Regions from separate parts of the Homo sapiens genome. Here regions 1 and 2 are each linked to region 3. A link is a contact called in ENCODE Hi-C or POLR2A ChIA-PET data. All regions are on one chromosome and are shown on one strand. The core of a region is the stretch at or near the end of the contact, and the rest is flanking DNA. Distances in the headings are between cores, read along the strand shown.

Region 1 (3,211 bases), core at 88-2,587, 81 kb before region 3:
GACCTGGCTAGGAATTTCACTGGCTAAATTATTTAAGTTATGCCACATATCTTAATTTTATGTTAGTTCCTTGATGTGGCCCTAATCTGATTTGTCCTCAGGTGAATCTAGATTTGACTTTACAGGCAGCGGTGAGCTTCAGTGACTTCTTCAGAAGGGTGATGTGATGCTGCTGGAATGTTTACACAATGAATGATTGACTGAGACACATGAGGAGGCCATCACCACTGAAGCAATGAGTACTGGCTGGAACATGGCCTGGAGATCTGGAAGGGGTGGTAGGTGGGTAAGAAAAGGACTTGTTTCTCAAGAAAGTTGGTCATACTCAGGTTGACTGAGATGATTCTAAGAGTCTCAAACTGCCTAAGAAAATAATACGGGTTGTCTTTGACTAGAGGGAGAAGTGATTTAAGCGTTCTTGTGTAAAGACATTAAGCTTGGTAAGGACATGGGCTTTGATGGAGGGGACCACACCTCATTCATTTCTATTATTATTATTATTATGAGACAGTGTCTCTCTCTGTTGCCCAGGCTGGAGTGCAGTGGTGCAGTCTCAGCTCACTGCAGCCTTGAATTTCTGGGCTCAGGCAATCCTCCCATCACAGCCTCCTGAGTAGCTGGGACCACAGGCACATGCCACCAGGCCCAGCTAATTTTCTGTATTCTTAGTAGAGATGAGGTCTTGCCATGTTGCTCAGGCTAGTCTTGAACTCCTGGGCTCACGTGATCAGCCTGCCTGCCTCTGCCTCCAAAAGTGCTGGGATTACAGGTGTGAGCCACTGTGCCTAGCATCCTGTAGTTTTTTTATACAGTATTTTGACCTGAGTGCATAGATGTTCAATCAGATATTTGGTGGATAATTGACTAAGTAACATGGGAACATCTGAACAATAGGATTAGAAGGCAAAGCAGGTCCAGGATGGCTGAGTCAGGTTTTGGTATTGAAGTTTTATATGACTGACAATTTTAACTATGTAAGATGGCCAGTGAGTAAAAGATATGTAAAAACAGCATGTTCCAAGGAATATTCTTCTCTGACAGATTTCTATCTGTCTGGGTTACTTGATCTGGTTGGTTGTCTCTGGGTGGCTGGCTTTTCCTTACCCTACCATTATGCTAACAGCAAGAGAAAGTGGAGTTCGGTGCCTCTAAACCTGGACTGGTATGGCTGTTAGGAGGCAGGAGGAAAATGATTTTACCTGCCATTGAAAATGGTAAAGTCATACTCATGAAGCCCCATTAAGGCAGGACCGTCCTTTGCCCTGAATGTGATTCTGCAGCCAGACTGTGCACGCAGGTACCCAGTGATGACAAGGGGACCCTGACAGCTAGGCAAATGACAATCAGGTGGATACCATAAGCCTGAAGTTACGCAATGTTCATATCTGCCCCGAGTTTACTTCTATTAAAAGCTGCTGCATACCCATAGTATGTGTCTATCTTTGTGCCTGGCAAGATTTTTTTAAGCTCTTAAAATGACTTGCCATTTAGGTAGGCAAGGCTCCAAATAATGAAACTGGAAACCAGAGGCTGGCTTCGTGTTTTGAGTGGCCTGCAAAGAGGAAATTTCCCCTTCTCTCCTCTCTCCTTTCTCTCATCTCTTTCTCATTTTTCCTTTTGGATTATCATCATGCAGTCTTCGTGTGCCGCTCATTTATTCAACAATCTGTATACATTTAACATCCAATGATTAATGATTTCCCTGACAAATTTAAGGAGACAATTGCACTAAAACTCCTCTGATATCTATAGCATATTTAAAAGTCTCATTTAGGCCGACTGTAGTGGCTCACGCCTGTAATCCTAGCACTTTGGGAGTGTGAGGTGTGAATCACTTGAGGCCAGGAGTTCGAGACCAGCCTGGTCAACATCGTGAAACCTCGTCTCCACTAAAAATACAAAAATTAGCCGGGTGTGGTGGTGGGTGCCTGTAATATCAACTACTCAGGAGGCTGAGACAGAAGAATCACTTGCACCTGAGAGGAGGAGGTTGCAGAGCCAAGGTTGTGCCACTACACTCCAGCCTGGGCTACAGACCAAGACTCTGTCTCAAAATAAATAAATAAATAAATAAATGTCTAATTTAACAGTAACATCCTTGGCTTTTGATGCTTTTTTATTGCCTTATTATTATTATTTTTTGCATCAACTCAGGATCAGCTGCAATCTTTTCTGCTTCTTCTCTGGTTCTCCATATCTGTGGGCTTCCCTGGCTCCTTTTGAAGGGAAGCATGGTAATGAGAGAGGGTAATGTACAAAGGTCAGAATGTGCCCTTTTTGCTCTGGCAAGCCAAAAATGTTAACGTGACTGGTGGTGCTAAAAAGCAAGCTCCCAAATTGGCCTGTTAATCTTCACTGGTCACGTTTGAGGAATTTTCTCTATCCCACTTTCCTGATAGGGAAAGTGAATTCCAAACCCGAGGCCAATACTTTCAAGGTTATGGGAAAAGTAAATACTTTAGTGTCTGCAAATAATCCTTTCTTGCTGCAAGAAAAATGTACCTATTAATAAAATAAAAATTGTTGTGCAAATATTTCTTTAAAGAGAGACAATAAAAATGTCAAAGTGTTTTATATAAAGGCCTCCAGCCCATTGTAAATGTCCTGAGTGACTACTAATGCTGTATTAACCCCAGAGAAAACTGCTTGTAGGACATGAGCTCAGGAGTTCTGGGCTCTGGGAAGCACGGTTTGAGCTGAGACCCTCTCAGCTTATATAAAAGATAAGTGGAAGGTGGCCTCCTTTCAGGAGGGACACATCTCTCCTTTGCTTCAAAGTGGTTTAATATGAAATATATTTGGCCTTTGCCCCTGGTTCCTGATACTGAGTTCCTAAACCCTGGTAATTTCCTGAGTGATAGGAATGTCTTTTGTTATTCATAATGAACCCCTTTTGATCACACCTAAGTTTATGTTAATGAGGTAACTTAGGGTGGGGTCCCTAAATAGCCTCAGGTTGGGGCTGAGGAAAGACCAAGCCATTAGAAAGATGGAATTTTCTGACCCACACACTAACTTCTGGAAGACTGGGGGAGCTTGGAGGCCAACTTCTATAAAAACTCTCCAACAAGATTTGATGAGCTTCTGGGTGGTTGAACATGTGGAGATGCTGGGAGTGTCAAAGGCTTTTGAGCCAGAGCAATTCCATCTTGAATAGGGGCTGGGTGAAATAAGGCTGAGACCTACTGGGCTGCATTCCCAGGAGGTTAGA
Region 2 (3,706 bases), core at 329-2,828, 120 kb after region 3:
GATCTTTTCTATTGTTTTTCTAGTCCCCATTTTATTTATTTATGCTCTGATCTTTATTATTTCCTTCCTCCTGTTAACTTCGGACTTAGTTTATTGTTCTTTTTCTACTTCCTTGTAAAGATTTTTATTTGCCACATTTCTTTTCTCTTAATGGAGGCATTTATAGCTATAAGCTTCCCTCTTAGAACTGTTTTTACTGTATCCCATAAATCTTGGTATGCTGTATTTCCATTTTTGTTTACCTCAAGGTATTTTCATATTTCCCTTTTGATTTTTTCTTTGACTAATTAATTAGTTGTTCAAGAGTGTGTTGTTTCTTTTCCACATATTTGTGAATTTTTCAATCTTCATTCTGTTATTGATTTCTACTTTCATACTATTGTGGTTGGAAAGGATACTTGATATGACTTCAATCTTCTTCGATTTGTTAAGACTCATTTTGTGGCCTAACATATGTTCTATTTTGGAGTATATTCTGTGTGCTGTTTAGAAGAATGCGCGCTCTGCTGTTGTTGGATAGAATGTTCTATATATGTCTTTCAGATCCATTTGGTCTAATGCGTTGTTCAAGTCCACTGTTTCCTTATTGATTTTCTTTCTGAATGATCTAGTCATTGTTGAAAGTGTGGTATTAAAGTCCCCAACTATTACCGTGTTGCTGTCTATTTCTCTCTTCAGTTCTGTTAATATTTGTTTTATATATTTAGATGCTCTGAAGTTGGGTACATATGTATTTACAATTCATCATTGTATCCTCTTGATGAACTGGCCCTTTGATCATTATATGATGACTTTATCTCTTTTACAGTTTTTCACTTAAAGTCTAGTTTGCCTGATATATGCATGGCCACCTCTGCTCTCTTTTGGTTACAATTTGCATAGAATGTATTTTTCTATTCCTTTAGCTTTCAGCCTATGTGTATTCTTAAAGCTAAAGTGAATCTTCTGTAGTCAGTATATTGCTGAATTTTGTTTCTTAAATCTCTTCAGTCTTTCTATGTTTTATGATTGGATAATTTAATCTATTTATATTTAAAGTAATTATCAATAGGTAAGGCCTTATCACTGTCATTTTGTTGATTGTTTTCTGCTTGTTTTGTAGTTTGTTCCATTGTTTCTCTGTAGTTCTCCTTTATGATTTAATTTTTTGTTTGTTTGTTTGTTTGTTTGCTACTTTGAGACGGAATCTCACTTTGTCACCAGGCTGGAGTGCGGTGGTGTAATCTCAGTTCACTGCAACCTCTGCCTTCCCGGTTCAAGCGATTCTCCTGCCTCAGCCTCCTGAGTAGCTGGGATTACAGGCTGTTAGAAATGCTTGTTCCCTGGTGCCATAAAGAAATAGGACTTGAACATAAATTTAATTTCCTCAGCAAGGCCATTTGTCTTTCTGCAGAAAGTGTACACTCGCCAGCGGTTTTGCCATGACGAGTACACCAAACAAAGGAGACAGGGTCATTTATAACCTGACACGTCCACCCTACTGCTGTGTCCGATTTCCATTGGCTGGAATGGGACCTCACATTCTGTATTTGTCCCGATTGGCTAGCAACTTAGAATTTTTAAAAAGAGACAAAGGCAGAGGAGAACAAAGGAAGGAGCAAGTAACTTGTGGAATGCTGAGAAAGGTAAAAACACCTTCAAACAATGAGGAAGAACAGGCTGTGACCTAATGCTTTCTTGAACCAGTATAAGCCTGTCAGGGCAAATATTTAGGCTAAATAGTGGGAGCTAAGAACATAAAGTACATTGATTTCTTTATTACGGCTAGCAGATATTGAAGAATGTTAGCACAGATCTTTGAATAAATTTTGCTTCTAGGAGAAGTTACTATTTATTCCTAATTAGATGGGGAGGAAAGTCTCTTTGAAGAGGAACATCTACTTTACTTTTTACACAGGTGCCTGCCACTGTGCCCGGCTAATTATTGTATTTTTAGTAGACATGGGGTTTCACCATCTTGGCCAGGCTGGTCTCAAACTTCCTGACTTCATGATCGACCTGCCTTGGCCTCCCAAAGTGCTGAGATTACAGGCGTGAGTCACAGTGCCTGGCCTGATTTTTTTTTTATAGTGGTATGCTTAGATTCCTTTCTCTTTATCTTTTGTTTTTCTACTAGAGATTTTTGCTTTCTGATTACCATGAGTCTTAAATAACAATCTTGTAAAAGCTTGTTTTAAGCTGATAACCACTTAACTTTGATCACATATAAAAACTACAATTTTACTCCCCCCTTACATTTTATGTCATCGATGTCATAATTTACTCTTTTTATATTGCACATCTATTAAAAGTTATTGTAGTTATATTTATTGTTATACTCATAGAGCTGTGTCTCCTTTGTAGCACTTACCTCGTATACAATTTTATATTCTCTTATGTCATATTTGATTAGACTATGAGTTCCATGTTTCATGAAAGCACAGAATGTGACATTTTTGTTAACTATTAAATTTCCAGCACCAAGCATAGTACTTACTACAGAGTAGTTGCTTAATATATAATTATTGAATCAGTAAATCAATAGTGATTGCATTAGTGTGTAATTGGCTGTTTAATGTCCATTTTATCTCCATAAGGGCAGGAACATCTGTCTTTTTCAACAATGCATTTTTGGGGCATAATGCTAAGTAAATGATCCTCAATATAAATGTGCTGAATGAAAGAATTAATGGATGAATGAATAAAAGTGAATTGTGACTACCTAGGAACTATGGAAAAGATGAAAAGAGAGTTCAGGCAGTTGGCTTAAGGTGAGATGCAGCTTTGGCATTTAACAACCAAAGCCCAGACCATCCCCTGGCAGTGACCCACTCTCTCAGCTTTTACCTGTACTTCAACAGGGCATCCAGTACTTCAGTCTAAAGAAATTCAGTCCATCATTTAGGGCTTCCAAGGAGACCAAGGAAGAGATACATCTGAGAATGGCAGTGATATGGGTTGTCTGTGTCCCCACCCAAATCTCACCCTAAATTGTAATAATCTCTACATGTCAAGGGTGAGGCCAGGTGGAGATCACTGAATCATGGGGTGGTTCCCCCATGCTTTTCTCGTGATAGTGAGTGAGTTCTCACAAGATCTGATGGTCTTATAAGGGGCTGTTCCCCCTTTGCTCAGCACTTCTCCTTCCTGCCGGCTTGTGAAGAAGGTGCCTTACTTTCCCTTCACCTTCTGCTATGATTGTAAGTTTCCTGAGGCCTCCCTAGCCATGCTGAACTGTGAATCAATTAAACATCTTTTTTTTTTTTAATAAATTACCCAGTCTTGGGCAGTTCTTTATACCAGTATAAAAATAGACTAATACAGGTTGGGACCTTTTCATTCTGCCTTCAAGTCATACACTTTCTAGGCAGCCACTTTGTCTACCCAGCCATAGGTTCAGTCTTGACTAGAGAAGGTCTGGTGCGGATCACACTGTAGCTCCTTTCTACACAACATTTGTAACAAGTTCTGTTGTCTGGAAAGGAAAAATAAACAGAGAAACATTGAGGAAGAGTAAAGCAAATATTGATCAAGAGGGAGTTTGGGGGAATGTGAGAAGGGCAACCCCAAATTCATGTCTGGTTACTGTGGGAGAATAAGCTTTAAGATCTCACTGCAAATGGATTTCTGTTTCTATTTTTAAATTTGCTTTTCTTATTATTGCTTTGCTTTATTTTTTAGCAAAAGAGCTCTTTCCTTGTCCTGGTGTAAGAAAGTAAAGGTAGTC
Region 3 (3,531 bases), core at 793-3,292:
GATACTCTCTGTGCTTCTAGCCTCTTATTTTCAGTAATATTTACAATGCATGTGGGGAAGTTAGAGCTTTTATCAGCCTCACAAACAGGAACCAAGGAATGGGGTTTAGGGCTACAATTTGATCTGAGCCTTGAGAAAAAAACAAACAAACAAAAAAAACAACCCTTAAGGAAGCAGCTACACAGCAGCAGGGAAGGAAATAGAGGCCCCTTGGTCGGCCTGCCCTTCCCCTTGCCCGGAAATTCTTCAAGAGAGAGAAACCAGAGGATTTTGGATTTTATTTCGTTATCGAAATCTATGCTGTCTTTGCAAGATGCCTCACTGCCAGAATCTCTGAAGCTCTCTGGCTCTATTAAGCCAAAAGGCACTCAAGGTAATTCCTGCAGAGTAGTGCCTCTCGACTTTGACTGTACATGAGAATCATCTGGAATCTTTTAAAGCCCCTGGTGCTCAGGCTGTACCCCAAAATAATTGAATTCAAATCTCTTGGGTGGATTCCTTGCATCGGTGTTATCTTAGGGTTCCAGGTGATTCCGATGTGCTGGTTGAGAAATTGTGCTTGCTATGAAGAACCCCTGTTATTCACAGAACAGAGAGACCAACACGCATATTCCAAACCTTTTCTCCCTTCCCTTTGACAGTAATATGAAGGCCTTTAATTTATATTAATATGATCTGTCTTCATAGTATGCAGTCAAGTAGAAAAATCTGAGTTATGAGCCAGAACATCAGAGTGCAGTCCAAGCTCTTCACCAAAAAGCTGTTACTTTTATGCTGTTTCACCTCTCTGCACTATAATTTCCACACCTGAAAACTGAAGGTAAGAGCCTTGAAGGGCTCTAACATTCTTTGTGTTGTACACTGTTTGCCAAGGCTATGCTAAGTGCTATGCTAAGCATGGAACAGACTCATGCTGTTCCACGAGTCTGGAGTGCCCATTTGATGACACAGCAATGTACAATCATCTTGTTACCCATAGAGGGTGTCCAGGTTCTTGGTGTTTTGAACAATGAATTAGGCAAAATGCATAAACAAAGCAAGGAAAGAATGAAGCAACAAAAGCAGAGATTGAAAACAAAAGTACACTCCACAGGGTGGGAGCAGGCTGAGCAGCCATTCAAGGGCCCAGGATACAGAATCTTCTCAGGTCCAAATACCCCCTTAGAGGTCTTCCATTGGCCACTTGGTGTTCACCCCATGTAAATGAAGTGTGCCAATCGGTCTGATTGGTTGTGGAAAGCAAACAATCAGAGGCTAAAGTGAAGTTACAAAGTTGCACTTCTATGCAAAGGAAGACTTGGCTCACAATTGGTTGCTTTCCCCAACCAATCAGAGGCAGAAGTAAAGTTACAAAGTTACACTCCTATGCAAACATCTGATTGCTTGCAAAAAGCAACCAATCAGAAGTACTTTCAATTTCCCATCTGCCACACAGAAAAGGTGAGGGTTTGCAAGGGAAGTAGCCTCTGGTCCTTATGTTACTTAGGCATGGAAAGTTAGGGTTTTCCTTTCAATTTAGTTCCAGGAAGTCAGTGTGAAAGGGCCTTAGGTTCCCTGGCTCCAGACCCTTATTCCCCTGCCTCAGTCTGATGAGCCATGTACCCACTCAGCATGTGGGGATAAAGAGATCTATTTCCGATTGAAGCTCCACATTGTTCACTGCAGAGCCTCCTTAGGCATAGTAGGCACTTACTTTTTTGGGCTGAATGAACGTACACTTTAGATGATTTTTCCCTGGGGTACTGATGAGCCAATTACACAAACAGAGTGAACAGTCTGGTTAAAGTCAGCACAGTTAGATGCAGGCCTTTCCCAGGACAGCCAGCTGCCTCTCTGCCACCTCTGTCCCAGATAACCAGAAGAGTCTGGATGGCTGTTGTGGCATATGGCATAAGGCTGGTGATGAGGTCTTTGGATGCCGGGCCTCAGCTGACCTCACCATGATGCACACAGGGACTCCCAATATGCAGCCTGTCCTCATCAGACTAGCTCAAGACCTAGGTGCAGCTGAGGCTACCAGTGGAAATCGTCAGAACCCACAGCTGCTTCAGGATGGTGAGGGCAGTGAATGGCCCAGGAGACTGGATCCTCGCCTATATTTGCTGCCAACGAGCTGTATGACCTTGAGGACAAAAATCTCTTTGTACATTAGTTTTCTTATCTTTAAAATAAGCTGCCTGGCTCATGTGATTCTAAGATCCTTTTCAAATCTAAAACAGTAGGAAAGCACGTTTTCTTTGGAAAGCCATCCTCGTTATTACTCAATGCCCTGTTCTTTTCAAGGCCTTGACAATAGATTTTGTGATTATTTCCTCAGTCTTTTCCCCCTAACTTCCTATGTAGCGAAGTTAAACTTAGAAGCCCAGGGTTTTTCAGGGTCACTCCTTTTTCCATTTAGAAAAAGAAACCAAGTTGTTCCATTCCTGCTTCGGTCAAATCATTTACCCTTCAAAAAATCTTGAAAATGATAGCTGATGATCCTGAAATTACTCTGAACATGTTCTTAAGTGTATATAGTTCAAGTTGTTGGGACCTCGAATGGATTTTAACTGTTTCTCTTATTTTGGTTCATTTCTCTTTCTTCTATTATAGGGCTGCCCCACAGTCTTATAGAGACTGAGGTAGAATATAGTGATTTTTTCGTGTCATCTGTCAGTCTCTGAATGCAGTTTCCCCAGTCTCTTAATGCAGTTTCTCCAAGCTCTGTTCCCTGCCCAGGGGCAACAGCATTACCTGGGAACTTGTAAGAAATGCAAATCATCAGGCTGTCCCAGACCACAGAATCATTGTCAGTGTTTTTTGTTTGTTTGTTTGTTTGTTTGGAGCTGGAGTTTCGCTCTTGTTGACCAGGCTGGAGTGCAATGGCATGATCTTGGCTCACCGCAATCTCCACATCCTGGGTTCAAGCCATTCTTCTGCCTCAACCTCCCGAGTAGCTGGGATTATAGACATGTGCCACCACACCCAGCTAATTTTGTATTTTTAGTAGAGATGGGGTTTCTCCATGTTGGTCAGGGTGATGTCGAACTCCTGACCTCAGGTGATCTGCCTGCCTCAGCCTCCCAAAGCGCTGGGATTACAGGCGTGATTCACTGCGCCTGGCCGGTTGTCTGTGTTTTAAGATGATTCTGATGCATGCTAAATTTGAGAATTTAAGAACTACTGCTCTAATAAAAGGTAACATTTCTTCTTACCCTTCTCATTCCTAATGTATTTCTTTATTTCCTTATATAATATGTTAACAGACTATGAGATTATTTCTTTTTAAATCTTTTGAAAATGAAGTTCTATTTTCTCCATTGACTTTTCTTATTCGGACTCTAAAAGACCTATTAATTTCTCTTCTTATTTGTTGAATGGCTTAGTTTTCTCTTTTGCTGGCTTTCGCATAGAATGAGTTTATTACTTGGCATGAATTAAATGAAATGCAATCACATAGGTGGCCTATGAATACTTTTTCTACAACTCTAGAGTCTTCCTGCTCCAAATGTGGTCCTAGGCCAGCAGCACCAGCATCACTTGGAGCTGGCT

What was found. Hi-C counts contacts between places; a loop is a spot of excess contacts on that map. ChIA-PET counts read pairs that join two places held with the same protein, here RNA polymerase II (POLR2A). Pooled maps may share reads with other maps.
Region 1: a map of Right ventricle myocardium inferior shows a loop between it and region 3 (2.2-fold over the local background). The contact joins two enhancer-like sites. A Hi-C loop is called at or near these places in 3 of 168 maps with a recorded cell type or tissue (A673, Right ventricle myocardium inferior and endodermal cell) and 2 of 50 pooled maps. POLR2A ChIA-PET finds 5 or more read pairs at or near these places in 2 of 52 experiments (GM12878 and PC-3).
Region 2: a pooled map shows a loop between it and region 3 (2.3-fold over the local background). The contact joins the promoter of LINC02628 here to the enhancer-like site in region 3. A Hi-C loop is called at or near these places in 1 of 37 single-sample maps with no recorded cell type and 2 of 50 pooled maps.

The regions. Positions count from the first base shown.
Region 1 is chr10:33,798,902-33,802,112 of GRCh38, reverse strand. No RefSeq gene overlaps it. Among named protein-coding and RNA genes, the nearest start is that of LINC00838, 28 kb to the right of the region's middle. Within about 2 kb of position 1,337, at least 7 of the 41 ENCODE cell types and tissues checked have a DNase peak (open chromatin) inside an H3K27ac peak, as active enhancers do.
Region 2 is chr10:33,598,902-33,602,607 of GRCh38, reverse strand. LINC02628 (long intergenic non-protein coding RNA 2628) reads left to right here and starts at 1,578. Exons shown (of 4, transcript NR_187516.1): 1 at 1,578-1,625.
Region 3 is chr10:33,717,947-33,721,477 of GRCh38, reverse strand. No RefSeq gene overlaps it. Among named protein-coding and RNA genes, the nearest start is that of LINC00838, 53 kb to the left of the region's middle. Within about 2 kb of position 2,042, at least 3 of the 41 ENCODE cell types and tissues checked have a DNase peak (open chromatin) inside an H3K27ac peak, as active enhancers do.